2 separate regions of the Homo sapiens genome follow, and region 1 is linked to region 2. The links are chromatin loops, found by intact Hi-C in ENCODE. Cell type or tissue: IMR-90. All regions are shown on one strand.

Region 1 (8,000 bases), 440 kb before region 2:
TTTGGGGTCCTCCTGCATGAAGCTTTGTGTGTATGAGTATGCGTGTGTGTAAGTGTATATATGGGTGTGTATACCTGTATGAGTGTGTGTGTGGGCATGTATGCATGTGTATACATATGTGAGTATGCCTTTGTGAAGATCTGTATGTGATTTAAGTGTGTGTGCGTGTTCACGCGTGTATGCTACTGTGTAGGCCTGTTTTGTTACTGCATGTGCATGCATATATGTGTGCATGACTGCATGTATGTGAGTGCGTGTGCGTGGTGTGTGCGTCTGTATGTGTATGCATGTGGGTATGTAGATGTGTGTGTATGCATGCTTGTGTGTATGAATGCCTGTGTGCGGCTGCATGTGTGTGAAGTGCACCTGTCGTGTGTGCGTGTTGTGTGTGTGTGTGCATGCACATTTGAAGTGACCTCAGGTTTCTCTCTCGCCCGCAGGGCTCTGCTTTATCTGCCCAGAAGGGCACACATGCACAGTGTCGATCAATCACACTCTCCCTTCCTCTGTTTAGGTTTTTGGATTGCAAGGGGTTTCCAGGGGCATGTATGACGGTCCTGTGTACGAGGTACCAGCTACACCCAAATATGCAACTCCCGCTCCTTCAGCCAAATCTTCGCCTTCTAAACACCAGCCCCCACCCATCAGAAACCTCCACCAGTCCAACTTCAGCTTATCAGGTAGGAAAGAGTGGTGGCCCAGGCTCCCCACAATTGCAGCAGTTCAGGCCGAGTCCTTCCTGCTGCTTCTGAGGAAATGGACACGTGGCCTTGGACACTAGATGAAGAAGCAGGGAAGGGAGTGTGCCCCACCCGAGCCTGCTCTCACTGGTGGGGCAGAGTGGGCTGGCATGGTCACCAAGCAGAGGGGGGTCCATGTTAGGGGGGCAACATGGTGGTACCTGATGTGGGTTTACAAAGAGAGGTACCAAAATTGTCCCAGTGCTCATCCTTACACACATTTGGGGACACTTTCACACTCTTCCTCATGAAAGTAAACATGGAGTGGTGGGGATGAACAAGAGATGGGAGTAGCTGCCATTTGCAGGGCATGTGCTCTGTGTAAGTCTTTAGCCTGTTCACCCACTGCAGTGTACTAAGCACTTTCATAACCCATGATTTTATTTTATCCTCACTACTCCATAAAGTAACATTATACCCTATTTATTTAAAGAGGAAACGGAAGCCCCAAGAAATCCAGTGTCAAAATACCAGGACTTGGTGCTCAACAAATGTGTGGGAACAAAATTAGATGTTGACCTGATCCCTCCTGACTTTCTTAAGGTCTCAGGGCAGTGTATCTGTGATTTGGTGAGATGGCCACATGAGGGCAGGCACGCACACGTTGAGAAAGTTGAACTGGAATTTTGTCCTGCAAACTCTTTGAGGCGTTGCATGGGTTGCACACCGTGCTGGGTACTAAGAGTATGGTGATTTTTTTTCTTAGAAGGCCGGATAGTAAATACTTTAGGCTTTGTAAGCTAAGAGGCAACATCTAGGATGTCAACATCTAGGATGTTATATTCAATAGCCATTTGAAAATGTACAAACTATTCTCAGGTCATGGATCGTACAGAAACAGGCGGTGGGCCGGATTTGGTCAATGGACCCGTTTGCTAATTCCTGGTCAGGAAAGGCGATATGCTTAGCAAAAGAGAGAGTGGAAGGGGCAAAGAGAGAGAGAGAGAGAGGATGACGTGTGAATTCAGATTGTGTGGTGGCAGAACCTCTTATCCATTCAGGAAGTGTCTGATTCAGTGATTATGCCGAGGAGGCATGAATCAAGGAGGCCTCCCCATTCATCTCACTCTCCATAAGACTTTGATGGAAGAGCTTCCAGTGTTTCATATTTTTGCACAAAATGGACCCTAAATAGAATGCTAAAAGTCATGTGATGCTCAATCAGCAAACCAGGGATTGGCTTCATCCTGGGAAAAAGCTATCTGGGTGCAACAAGACACAAGCTCTCAAGGAGTTTGCAAACTGGACCACTGTTCTGGAGTTATGCAATTAAACACTGCACAATTGCAATTAAACATGGACAGAAAATCCTCCTCCCCGTTGTTCTTAGAACAAGAATAACAATGAAGTTAAAAGCCACCTGGAAGGGCCCCTCCTCACCCTTGTTCTCTCAGTTTCACTCTTAGTCCTCCTGAGGCCCACAGCACCACTGCTGTCAGCCAGCCTCTTGGCAGGTTGATAGGTGACTTCATTTGGTACCAACAACACAGATGCTTTCCAACATCATAACAACCTCACAGATGCCCTTTTTAATATCTGCGTATGTTACGTTATAGAGCTGTACCATGAGTTAGTGTCTGTTTTCGTCCATTTACATTGCTATAAAGGATTACCTGAGGCTGGGTAATTAAAGAGGTTTACTTGGCTCACGGCTCTGCAGGCTGTACAAGCAGCACGGTGCCAGCGTCTGCTTCTGGTGAGGGCCTCAGGCTACTTCCAGCATGGCAGAAGGCGAAGGAGAGCTAGCGTGTGCAGAGATCACATGGCAACAGAGGAAGAAGGCAGAGGTGCTCTTTAACAACCAGTTCTTCCGAGAGCTAATAGAGCAAGAATTTACTCATTACTGTAAGGCTGACACCAAGCCATTCATGAGTGGTCTGTCCTTCATGACCCAAACCCCTCCCATTAGGCCCCACCTCCAACTTTGGGATCAAATTTCAACACGAAGTTTTGGGGGACAAAAGTCCAAACCATATTAGTGTCCTTTTTTCCAGCAGGTATTTTCAAAGTACAGACATGCAACCAGCAAGGTACAGATGGTTGTAAGGAAAAAGTTACTAAGTGCTAGGCCTGATTCCAGGCCTTTAGGGGAGACTTGTATTGCAAGAAGACATATTGTCTACCAGTGAAACAATGGGAGAAAAGAAAAGTCACTACTGTGAACCAAATTCTTAGTGGCTTACATAGACAAATCATGTAATGTTGGAGTTGGAAGGGGCTCATCTAGTCTACTGTTCTTATTGTGCAGAAAAGGAAATGAGGCCAAGGGAGTGGGGTGGTGTCTTACTCCAAATTGCCCAAATTCAAGGCATGATTAGCACTGAAACTTGAGTCTCCTTCCTGTTGCAGGTGACAACTACCTGGGGCCAGTGTTCTGCAGCTAGTAAAAAAAATTCACCAAGACAGTTGTCGGTAAAGAAAGTCAGATGTATTAGAAAAAGTATGAAAGGGTACAGTGGGTAGGTCAGCAAGAAAGGAGCCGACTGCAAGGAAACAAAGGCTTGCTGGAGATTTTATAGGATGGTGCTTGTGCTGTGTGCCGAAGAGGGCTTTGTGCAGTACTGATAATGCTGTGGTTGCAGTGAGCTAACTTACTTACGTTTTTCTGTTAGCTGAGGATCTGGTGATAAGTTGAGTACAGGAAGGCTGTGTTGTAGACCATGAAGAAAGGCAGACTTACAGCTTATTTGCTTTCTCTTTTTGATTTTCCTCAGTTCCGCCGGCTCAACTTCCCCTCCCTGATAAGGACTCTATCCTTCCCACCTTTCAGCATTATCCACCCTTCATGATTTACTCATTTAATAAATATTTGTTGAGCTCCAGGCACTGGGTTTGCTGCTAGAATTTTACATCTTTATGCAAGAGAATAGGTAAAAGTAGAATGGATGGTTGGTTTTGAAAGATTAAAATTAAGAACCTCTGCACACCACCCCCCCCCCCTTCAGATCCACCTATCGCCAATGAGGGAAGTAAATCCAGCTTGCGGAGTTCACATGCACATGCACACACATATGCACATGCATATACAAATGTGTACACACACAATATGTAAAATACCTTTGGAGTGTGGGACAGTGTGCCTAAGATCATGGGCTTTGAAAACCAACCAGTTTGGGCTTCAATCCTGGCTTCCCCACCCAACACCTGTGTCCCGCAAGACACGTGGCCTGAACCTCAAATTGCTCACCCGTAAGTTGGGAGTACAAACACCCCCTTCATAGTATGATTGTGTGCCCTAAATGCAGTAACATGTTAAAGCACCAAATGTGCGCCTGCACACAGTAGGCACTCAGTAAGTGTTTGATCACCTGTCTCAGGAATGTCGGATTTTACTGGGGATTTTGACAAGAACACCACAAGGTGGTCAGGGCTGAAGGTGGGGGGAGCCCAGGGACTGAGGGGCACAGAAGAGGGAGCAGTGGACTCTGTGGAGGCCAGGGAGGCTTCCCATGGCTGGTCCTGGACTGAGCCCTGAATGAAGGTGGGTCCAGTGGAGTGCATGGCAGAGTACATGGCCTCCAGGAGCAGCGTGGAACTGATGCTAACAGATCCCATCCAGCAGCGATTGGCGCTCTCTTTCAGGTGCCCAGATAGATGACAACAATCCCAGGCGCACCGGCCACCGCATCGTGGCGCCCCCTGGTGGCCGCTCCAACATCACCAGCCTCGGTTGAACGTGGATGCGCGGAGGAGCTAGCCTGAAGGATTCTGGGAATCATGTCCATCCCTTTTCCTGTCAGTGTTTTTGAAACCCACAGTTTTAGTTGGTGCTGATGGAGGGAGGGGGAAGTCGAAGGATGCTCTTTCCCTTTTCTGTTTAGGAAGAAGTGGTACTAGTGTGGTGTGTTTGCTTGGAAATTCCTTGCCCCACAGTTGTGTTCATGCTGAATCCACCTCGGAGCATGGTGTTTTCATTCCCCCTTCCTAGTGAACCACAGGTTTTAGCATTGTCTTGTTCTGTCCCTTCCACTTCTAACTCCACTGGCTCCATGATTCTCTGAGTGGTGGTTCCTTTGCACCCTGTAGATGTTCTAGGATAGTTGATGCATGTTACTAAATTACGTATGCAAGTCTGTGAGTGCGTCTGAGGGGACATCGCCAAGGACTGACTGAGACACGATGCCGAGACCTCAAGCCCTGAGGGGCAGTCCCAAAACCCTTACAGTGAAGATGTTTACTCATTGCCCCCACCTCTGGTCCACACTAGAAAGAAGCTCGCCCCACCTCCACCTGTGAGATCCGTGAATTCTCGGAATGGCAGGGGAAGCCTTGCACTAGGTTGCAGAGAAGCATCCTCCACATCCTGTGTCAGAAACCCTGGTCTCCGTGGCACTTGTAACTCACCGTGCTGTCTTCTGGTCTGTGTGTGTTCTTCAAGCCAGCTCTAGGCTTCAGGCCGAGCCAGGTTCACACTCAGAAAGAGGTCTCCCCATCCCCATTCGGGGCTGACGATGGGGGGCTGATGGCTGCCCCTGCGTGGCCTGAGTCCTGGTCCCTCTGAGGCAGTTGACGGGGCAGTCAGATTTTTAAAGTTTTGTACAAAGTTTTCCTTTGTAATCACTCCCATTTTTACTTAACAACCAACTTGTTGTGGCTCTTATTTCTGAATTCAAAGCTTGTGAAAAAATAAAGAAAATGAACTGCCCACTGACCTGACTAGGGCACTTTCATTTCAGTGGTGGTGTCTGGATTGGGTACGAATGCTTGGCAGTCCCCCCGCGTGATAACGAATGGTGGTGGCTGCTTCCTGAGGACTCACTCTTGGTAGAGACTGGTGGATGTGGGGGTGGGAGGAGAGATTCAGTTCATGACTTCTGAAGGCTGAGTTCCTGAGACCCAAGGAGGCGAAGAGAGGGAAGACGGCTGATGGGCGGGCTTCCACAAAATAGGCTCAAATCTTGCATTGATTCCCTCCTGTTGGGCCTTTCCTGGCTCTCTTTCTTCTTGTATTGTATGGATCAGCCTCAGACTGGAAGCTCCAATCTCCTAAACTTCACATTTCTTCCTTCCATTTCCATGAGCTAGAGATACACTAAAGGACGGATAAAAACAGCAGGCAAAGTTGCTTGCTTCCATTAGCTGTTGTTAGTAATAGTGATGACAATGATGGTGGTGACAGTAATGATGGTGGTGATGGTGATGATGGTGACGATAGTGGTGATGATGATGGTGGTGTTGGTGATAGTGATGAAGTTGCTGGTAATGACAACAAATACATGGGCTGATAGCTGTATAGCAGTTGCTATATGCCAGGTGCTCTATGAGGTAGGGATTATTATCCCCATTGTACAGATGAGGAAACTGACTCAGAGTGAGATCAATAACTTGTTTAGGATCACACACTTAGGAAGTGATGGAACCAGGATTTGAATCCAGGACCCAGGCACTTTGGGCCCTAGTCCAAAGCTCCTTGCTCCTAATTACTGAGCTCCAAGGGCATTTGAGGCAGATGGCTTTGGATGCTCTGGTCCCACATCAACGCAGGGCTTTTCATGTACCCTTCTCCTCCCCCGCTCCTCGGCTTCGTGTGGATACCTTTGTCAAGGTTGAAAGAAGTGTTGGCTCAGGGTCAGTTATAGACTTCCTTGAAACAAGGTTAACTAACTACTGAGAAAGACCAAGAATGGATGGTAAGGATTTTTGGATGGAAAGACCAAGAACGGATGGTAAGGATTTTTGATGTTCGGCTTTGGCCCATTTGGACTATTAAAGGGAAACTTCCAGAAAAGTAAAGTTGGCAGGATGAAGTTATCCAGCCTGTTCTCTGGGCCTGGCCTCCTCAGTCCTGTCAGGGTGGAAGTGGAAGCAGAAGCAGCCCTAGCACCTTCTCTAAGACAGACTCTGACGGGGTGCTTGCCTGACTCCCAGGTCATGGGAGCCACTGTCCAACCAGCATAATCTAGAGCCCATGTCGAACTTTGGGTTCCCCAGCGCCTCCAAGAGGCACAGTTACAGGGGACAGGAGACCTGGTAGCTCAGATAATCCTTAGTTCTTGGAGACTGAGCTGCAACACTCCTTTTAAGGCATGTGACTTCCTTTTACCTCTTGAGATTTTGGGAGGAGGGAGAGAGAGTTTCTCAGAAAGTTTTAGGGGAAGGCTATTCTCATTCATTCATCTGCAACCCAATTCTCCCAGCCATGTGACATAACATACTCACAGGCCCAGGGATTAGGATGTGGTCATCTTGTTGGCAGGGACGGGGAGCGTTATTCTGCCTACCACAGTAGTCTTCTGGGTTTTTTCTAGAAGTTTTATCTTTCACATTTAGGTCTCTGAGCCATCTCTCAATAATCTTTATGTACAATATAAGGTAGGACTGAAGGTTCTCCATTTCCCATATGATCTCCCATTGACCCAACACCATTTATTGCAAAGACTATTCTTTCCCCCATTAAGATGCAGTGGGGCCTTTGTTGTAAGTCAGGTGATTGACCCTTCTGATTCAGTGGTCCAGAAGTGTGCTGCCAAATCAATGTTGAACAATGGGTGAAGGTGGGTGGGGTAGAAAGCCCTTGTTTGTAGTGTTTGCTAGTTCTGTGGACCCCACTTCTGTTACCGATTTTCTGTCTTAGTCCATTTGGCATCACTGTAACTGAATACCTGAGATGGGGTAATTTATAAAGAAAAGGAATTCATTTCTTACAGACTTTGAGACTGAGAAGTCCAAGGTTGGGGTGGTGCTGGTGCATTTGGTGAGAGCCTTCTTGCTGGTGGGGACTCTGCAGAGTCCTAAGGCAGTGCAGGGCATCACATGGTGAGGGGGCTGAGTGTATTGGCTCAGGTCTCGCTTCCTCTGCTTATAAAGCTGCTGGTCCCGCTCCCATGATAACCCATTAATCCACTGACTCACTGATACATTAATCTATGAATGAATTAATCCATTCATGAAGGGAGAGCCCTCATGACCCAATCACCTCTAACAGGCCCCACCTTTCAGTACTGCCACATTGGGTATTAAGTTTCAACATAAGTCTCTTGCCATGGCCAATTTCAACCTATCGACATTAAGTAAATGAGTTTGGAATCCAGACCACTTAACTGTTGGCTCTGATGTCCCAGGAAGGGGTGGTTCTGGCCCCTCTGCATTTGTTGGTGTATTAGTCTGTTCTCACTCTGCTGATAAAGACATACCCAAGACTGGGTAATTTATAAAGAAAAAGAGGTTTAATGGACTCACAGTTCCACGTGGCTAGAACTTCACAATCATGGCAGAAGGCACGTCTTCATGATGGCAGGCAAGAGAGAGAATGAGAACCAA
Region 2 (8,000 bases):
GTCAGCATCAGGTCCCTCTCTTCAAACATTTCCCCCACCCTCTTGCCTTAATCTAAACCCTCCTGTTCTTCTCCCCCATTCCCTCTAGCTCTGGCCAGGAGGGAAAGCCTCACCCTTGCTCCTTCCTACCCAACCCCTACCATCTTTAGAGCTGGGGCCATCACGTCACCCGTCTCTTCCTTCCTTGTTGCAGTCACCTGTGGACGCTCGGAAAAGTCCCACCACGACTCGAGGGTTTCACTCCTGGTCACTGTTGCCATCTGCAACACAGTTCCAGCAATGACCTTGGTGATGGCAACAACCGTGTGACTGGGCATCTGGCCTCTTAAGTTCTTGACTCCTCTTTCTCCTAGGATCTCGATCTCCACCTGCCTCCGCCACTCACTCCATGGCCACACCTGGCCTCTCCTGTCTCCTCAAACATCCCACTCTGGAATCGTCACAGCCCCTTCCTTCTGTTTCCTGCAATTCTTCAGTCCCACGGGCACCCACAATCCACCCACCTTTTACCTCCTTGCTATCCATCAGGGTCATCACCGACTTCCCCAGCCCACACTCCATGGTCTCTCACTGAAGTCACGCCTTCCCACATCCTCGACTCCCTTGACTGTTCACCTGGCGGAACCCAAAGCCTGGTTAATTTCTACTTCCTGATGACTCCGCACTGCGCCCACCCAGCTGAACGTGGCTGCAGAAAAATACAACCAGGGAATTGAGTTTCCCTCTAAATCCCCAATCCCTAACAGTGTCTCTGTGGGTTCTTTGACCTGCCCCAACCCTGGGATATCCTCCTTGTTCATTCATTCTCCATTTTAGAGGGCATTCTCTCTCTTTTCAAACCTCCAGCACCTTTTACTCCCCAAGTCTCGGTGTCACCATTGACTACACTGTCCACACCCCACATCTGCCTGAATAGCAAACCCTGCTGCTTCTACCTGCAGAGCATTTTCCCCTCCAGAGTTCCTGCATCTTCCCTTTCCTCTCCAGCCCATGCTCACCAGGGCAGAGCTGTCAGCCTTTGCCCACACCCTTCTCGGGACTTCTCCGTAGAGTAAAACCCAGGTACTCTCAAAGGCTTCCAGGGCCCTGATGAGCTGGGCCTACCCCCTCCATCCTCCTTCCACTCACTTCGTCTGGCTGCACTGGTCTGCTGAGCCAAGCATTGTCCCCCGCTATGGCCTCTGCCTTGCTGTTACCTGGCCTGGAAGGCCCATTCCCTAGATGTGCACAGGACCCCTCCCTCTCTCCCTGTGATGATCGCCCAGCTCCCCAGCGCTCCCTATCACCTCCCCTCCTTCATTTCTCTCCATGCCCTTATCATGCCTGACACTGTATCCACGTGTTGTGTCTCTCTCCCCATTAGGATATAAAACTATGACAGCAGAGACTTTATCCCCCCACTGCTGTATCACAAGGACTTACAACAGAGTCTGACACAAAAACATTCAGTAAAGAGCTGCGTGGATAGTTGAATGGATGAATCAGACACAGCCCCAGAGGTCCAGGACTCAGGATGGCCCTGCCCCTGCTGATGCCTCATCACCTGTCTTTTCAGGGTGAGTCCACTGCCTAGTGGTTTCAGAAACAAGGGTCCCTATTACCAGTGCAGCACCCCAGGCTGGTCACAGCCTCCACCTCTGTGGCAGGGCTGGGTACCTCCATTTCCCATAAGCCCCTGTGCAGTTCCAATGCCTCCTGAGGATTGAGAGGCCTGCTCTGCTTCTGGGCAAGAAAGATCATCTGAGCTGGCTCACAATGGGATGCTACGAGTCCTGGGCTCGTTCAGGGGAGGATTTTGTTTGGAATTCTTAGTCGCCAACCTCTGGCACATAGGCATAGCCTCATTAAAACATGAAGCTCCAGTGGTCAGCTCGGATTCCTCTGGGAGCCGGTTGGGATGACTGTCACAGCTGTTGAGTCCCAGGGGTAGGTGGAACCAGGAGCCAGGCATGTTCAGTTTGCCTCGTGTGACAGGGGAGGGCAGGAGCATCACCTCTTGAGGCACAGCATGAATACGTATGTGGGAGTCAGACAAGCTGGCGCGGTGGGCACAGATCAGCTGAAAAATACGCACCCTCCAGGCCCGGACACCCACACTCACCTACCCACGGCTGACTGCAGGGCCCAGGGTGGCCCCACAAAACCAGAGATTTCTCTTTCCTGATTTTACTAGAAATGTGGGAGCCCTGGTTTGAAAGCAGAGTCGACGTGGAGACCTTTCCGGTGAATTAATATTTTAAGAATTGCTATTTTTAGGGCCCAATCTCTCTGTGAGTATCCTCCAAGGGGACATGCTGCCAAAACGCATAAGAGTCAGAGAGCCCTGGCTGTTGACACTGGAAGGGACCTTAACTCTGTATGAAGCAATAGCCCCAGGTTCCTGACCTCTCTGAGCCTCAGTTTCCTCATCTGTAAAGTGAGCTAATCATGTCTGTCTGTAACGGCTGTTGTGAGAATTAAATGCAATGTTGCATAAAAAAGAATGAGTCCAGGCTTGGCATATGGTGAAAGCTTAATGAATACATCAAACATTTAAACATGATCAATTTCCAAATAAGAAAACCTTGCTCGGGAGAAGAGAAATACCAGACAGAGTCTTACAGAAAGCAGTAAAACTGAGACTGGGAATAAAAGCTGGGGTCTTTTTACTGAGAACTCTTGGGAATTTTGCTCTTTAGGAAGACCACAGAGCGGGACCCCTGACCACAGAGAGGGACCAGGGGACCTTTTCACATCTCCCTGCATTCCTGCCACCCAAGGGGAAGGAGGACACAGATGAGAGGGAAGGAGCCAATTGCCCTTGGAGGAATGCAGATGACCCCAAGGCGACATTGTGGCTGTATTATCCGGCACCGTTCACAGCACTTTACATGTATTATTTCATTTGATTCTCATAGCAGTTTTCTGTGGTGTAGGATATGCTGACTCATTTTGTTTATTTTATAGCTAAGGAGTCTTATGCTCAAGGAATTTGAGTGACTTTCCCAGGGTCACCAGCGGGATGGTTAACTTTATGAGTTAACGTTGACAGGGCCACAGTACCCAGATATTTGTGCAAACATTCTTCTGCATGTTTCAGTGGGAGTATTTTTGGGTAAGATTAACATTTAAGTCAGTTGACTTTGAGTAAAGCGCATTGCCCTCCATAATGCAGGCAGGCTCATCCAACCAGTCAGAGGCCTTAACAGAACAGAAACTGGCCTCTCGCAAGCAAGGGGGAATCGTGCCAGCAGATGGCCTTTGGATTTGAACTGCAACATCAGCTCTTTCCTGAGTCTCCTGCTGGCTGGCCTGTCTGCAGATTTTGAACTTATACCTCCATGATCGCATAAGCCAATTTCTTAAAATAAATCTCTTTCCCTCCTTCCTTCCCTCCCTCCTTCATACGCACACATCCTGTTGGTTCTGTTTCTCTGGAGAATCTTGACTACCACACTCAACTAGTAAGTGATGGAAGAGCCAGGATTAAAAACCCAGACAGCTGCTTCCAGAACCCATTACCATCTTTACAGGGCCCCAAGGACACAGGGTGGGAGCAAGGTGGGGGCAGATATGGCAGAGCCACTTTCAGAAAAAGAAATGTATTACAAATAATCCATGTGCTATTTCCTGAATCCACACCTCTGGGTAGCGAAGGCAAGAAGTAAACAGAGTCCCATATAGGATGGTGGAGGGACAAAGATGGCCAGCCCCTAGCATGTGCTGACCACATTTTCCATGCCACACTGAACTGGCTACTGCACGGGCATGATCTCATTCAATCGAAAGCCCCTTGGGGCTGTGGGGATTGTTACTGTGTTAGTGCTGCAGATGAGAGGGCAGCTGCTGTCTTGGTTGGTGCTCAGCTGAAGATACCATGAGAAAATGCTCCCTCCAACAGCATCAGAGAGACCTGGTTTCTAAGCCTGGCTCTGTCTCTTATTAACAATCTGACCTGGAGACTTAAATGCTCTAAGTCTAGCTTCCTCATCCATCAAACAGGGACAGCAGTTCTTCCTTGAGGTGTAGAACTAAAGAATAATGAAGATAAAGGACCCAAGGTCACAGCACAGTTCCTAACCAGGGAGTCTTGGGAAATCATCTATTTCCATTCATTCTATCACATTTTCACAGCTTACTGTGTGCCAGGCACTACTGTCTACTTAAAATACAGTGGACGAAACTCAGGCAAGTTCTTACTTGCATGGAGATTACATTCCAGTAGGGAAAGACAAGGAATGGGAGGAAAACAAATGATCAGCGTGGTCATTTACACTGTGTAACTGCTCTGCAAATTGCTTCCCAGGCGGTGGGCCAGAGAGTTGGGAGGACGGGTGGGCTGCTGGAGAGGATAATGATGACGTTGGCACTGACAACTATGATGAGCTGCAGGACCTTGAACAGGCGCCTTCCCTCCTCTGAGTCTCAATTTCTTTACCACACCATGAAGATCTAAGCTCTACTTGTAGGCTGTTGTAAGGACTGCATGATTGTAGGTAACAGCAGTGTCAGCTACAAAATGGGTGGAGTCCAGTGCAAAAAGAAAATGCAGGGCCCTTTGTTCAAAGCTTTAAGGATTTCACGATGGCAAGTACCGGGCATTAAATCAAACACGGACCCTCCTTCATGTGGGGCCTTGTGCCACCAGCCACCCTGGTAAAGGCATCTGCGTGTCATGGGTACTCAGTCCCAGCTGCTCCTATGGGGTGGGACTTGCACTTCCTGCTTTGCACACCATCAGGGGCTTAGCAAGAAGTTGCTGGCTCAAGGTCCCATTAGTGTGGTGCTTGGACAGGATTCTTGTCCTGTGAACAAAATATCTGTTCACAAAATTAGACATAGCATCAGGAAAATTCCTGTACCTCTTCAGAGTAATGCTCTTCTATTTCATAGTATAATTTTAAATGCAGAAGCCTGGCCTTTTGCATTCTCTTGGGTAGCGTTGGAGAGATTCGGGAGGAGGGCTGGGAGGGAAGCGAGGGCCTGGATTAAATAGATCAGGGTGTGCGTGGCCATGGGGATGGGGTTGCTCTGACATAGCATGTTCAGTTCCATTTTCTTTTTTATCTGCTAAGTGAAGAGATAATGAAATAGCTTACAGCCAGCTGCAGGATGGGTCTGGTTAGGAGCGGCTTCACCAGAATAATAAACATATTCAAATTGCCCCTGAGAAGCAAGCAGTGGGCTGGGGAGATGCTCTGCACAGTGAGCATAGCCCCGTGATCGAGGCAGTGGTTTTCCTCAGGGCCTGTCTCTGACGGTGGTAGCTACAGCTGCAGCCCTGGGAGTCACAGTGCCATAGCCTTAAGCTGCTCTGAACTGTTCCCAGCTTGGCAGTCATCGCTAAGGTGATCCCAAAGCAAGGTGATCCCAAAGTTTTATCAAGTGCAGCAGGAGAAGAACAGAATGCTGCTATATCAAAACACCACGAACCGGGGGCTTAAACAACAGACTTTTCTTTCTCACCATTCTAGAGTCCAAAAGTCCATGATCAAGGTGTTGGCAGGGTTGGTTCCTTCTGAGGCCCTTTTCCTTGACTTGCAGGTGGCCATCTTTGCCTTGCGTCCTCCCACAGTCTTCCCTTTGTGTGTGTCTGTGTTCTAATGGCCTCTTGTCGTAAGGACACCAGGCATATTTTATGTATTAGGGCCCATCCTAATGACCTCACTTTAACTTAATAACCTCTGTAAAGACCTATCTCCAAATGCAATCACATTCTGGGGTACTGGGGGTTAGGGCTTCAATGTATGAATTGGGGGTGGTGGGCACAATCCATCCCATAGCACTCTCTCACAGGACTTTTATGTGGAGAGATGGGAATCCCATGGACCGTAGGGTACCAGAGTGGGGGAGCCTCCTGCTCTGGACACCTCCTGGGGAATAGAGAGCCCGGGAGGAGCTGTGTTTCCTGAAATCAAGGAGGGGAGCACGCAGTCAGCACAGAGACAAGGCTGCTGGAGAGTGTGGGCCATGTGCTGGATACAAGGGGGCCCTGGTGAAAGTTCTGGAAAGAAAGGCAATGTGGGGAAGGGCAGCCAGGGGTAGCACAAAGGCCGATGCCACGGGCTTTGGAGACCTGGGTTCCAGTCCAGCTCCGCCGACAGTCTCCTAAGGAATACAGTAGATGCCCAGTCATTCGCTACTACCAACCTCATCATTATCACTGACCAACAGGTAGGGAGGGGGCAGCCTCATTCAGGGCTAAATTCTGGGATTTCTCTCCTTGGTGCTCCCTTCTCCCTGACCTTAGTGTTGACCCTGGAATCTCTTTCAGAGCTCACCATCAGCACAGCCAGGGCCTGACCTCTCTCCACAGAGCTTTTTGTCAGCCATCTCCTGGGGTCTCACAGAGGCAGGGTAGAATTGTCACCCCTTTTGCAGATGACGCCTTTAATGCTGCAAGGATGGCAGCAGCGTGCCAGGATCACAAGCCCCAGTCAGCAGTGAAGCCCGAGTCTTCGGGATGGGGCTCCAAGAAACCCTCCCCGTCACAAACTCATCTACCCAGCCAGCGTTTCTCAAAGACATTTCCACCAACCAGCAGCAGGTGTGCTGACTAAAATGCAGAGTCCATTCTCCACGATGTGCTTATTTCACACTGCATGTCTGTATCAAAACATCTCATGTACCCCATACATATACACACCTACTATGTACCCATAAAAATTAGAAAAAAAGGGCTTCCAAACCAGTGGAGAAGACAAAGGGCATAACAAACCCTATCAATACTATAGAATGCAAAAAAAGAAGAAAACAGAAAGATAAAGGGCATAGGAATTAGAAATAAACAAGTTCAAATGTATCAGGAATCATGATAATTGTAAATGATTTAACTCACGTCATAAAGGAAAAAAATAAAATAAAATGCAAAGTCCAGGGCTACGACCCAGGCACAGGGCTTCAGAATCTCTAGGAGCTTGGCTACTGGTCTGCCTTTTGCAGATCCAAGTGATGGATCTGCAGCCTCAAGTGTGAAAACCGTTACCATGGACTGTCATCCTTGTCCCCGCTCATCAGTTCCCTCCTTGCCTGTCTTCCCTCCCCTCTAACGTCTGTCTTTCATAAAGTGCCTGCTGTCACCAGTGGGCGCTACTGGACTGGACATGAATGAACACTCAGACAGACGGGGAGGCAGTTACTCCTTTTTCAGTTCTTTTTAATTTTCCTAATTATGTCAGGAAGAATGTCTCAACTTGGTACTATTACGTCTTTAACATCTCAGTAACATTTGCTAATTCCCACTACCCTTTTTAATACAAAGCGAGAGTAGAATCCATCTCAAATCCTTGGTGGGCACCCAGTCTAACCAGAATTTGGTACTACTATTTTGTTTTTATTTATTTTTTATGGTTGTATTAGTCCATTTTCACACTGCTATGAAGACATACCAGAGACTGGGTAATTCATAAAGAAGAGAGGTTTAATTGACTCACAGCTCCAAATGGCTGAGGAAGCCTCAGGAAACTGACAATCATGGCAGATGGGGAAGAGGCATGTCTTACATGGTGGCTGGCAAGAGAGAGTGAGCAAGAGCAAAGAAAACTGCCTTATAAAACCATCAGATCCCATGAGACCTCACTCACTATCACCAGAACAACATGGGAGAAGACACCCCCATGATCCAATCACCTCCTACCTGGGTCCTCCCTTGACACGTGGGGATTATGGGGATGACAATTTGAGATGAGATTGGGGTCGGGACATAGAGGCGAACCATATCACTGGATATCTTTTGTGGAAAGCAGGTGAGATTGGTTTGCCACTGAGGATACTGATATAAAGTCCTCCTTTAAAATAAGTGCATTAAGTGAAAGAAAAAGAATTGACAAAAAGAGTAAGAAGGCGCTTATAGGTGTTGTGATAAGACAGACATGGAGAAAGAGTTTCCTGAATCTGAAATTGGGAACCATTTCTCTAACCATCTGCCAGCCTGGAACACAATGTGGGAAGCTAATCCCTTTGAAGGTAAGTTCTTAATATTTCACCCCTTTTGCTGTTATTTTTAATTTGAGACTCTTTGC

Evidence for each region. Hi-C counts contacts between places; a loop is a spot of excess contacts. Peaks named below come from ENCODE experiments on the same cell type or tissue, not always from the same donor. Only the 100,000 strongest peaks of a DNase experiment are listed, where the experiment ranks them.
Region 1: it touches region 2 in a loop (3-fold over the local background); 5 of 110 quality-filtered maps call a loop at or near these places.

The regions. Positions count from the first base shown.
Region 1 is chr4:5,818,174-5,826,173 of GRCh38, reverse strand. CRMP1 (collapsin response mediator protein 1) reads left to right here. Exons shown (of 14, transcript NM_001014809.3): 13 at 515-680; 14 at 4,323-5,410. The coding sequence ends at 4,414. It also overlaps a transcript of EVC not described here. Among named protein-coding and RNA genes, the nearest start is that of CRMP1, 71 kb to the left of the region's middle. In IMR-90, CTCF peaks have their summits at 1,324 (motif pointing right) and 4,381 (motif pointing left); no DNase peak of the experiment used is centred here.
Region 2 is chr4:5,377,258-5,385,257 of GRCh38, reverse strand. All of the region lies in intron 4 of STK32B (serine/threonine kinase 32B), which reads right to left. Among named protein-coding and RNA genes, the nearest start is that of LINC01587, 140 kb to the left of the region's middle. In IMR-90, a CTCF peak has its summit at 7,082 (motif pointing right); DNase peaks (open chromatin) are centred at 1,477 and 3,057; H3K27ac peaks cover 2,557 bases.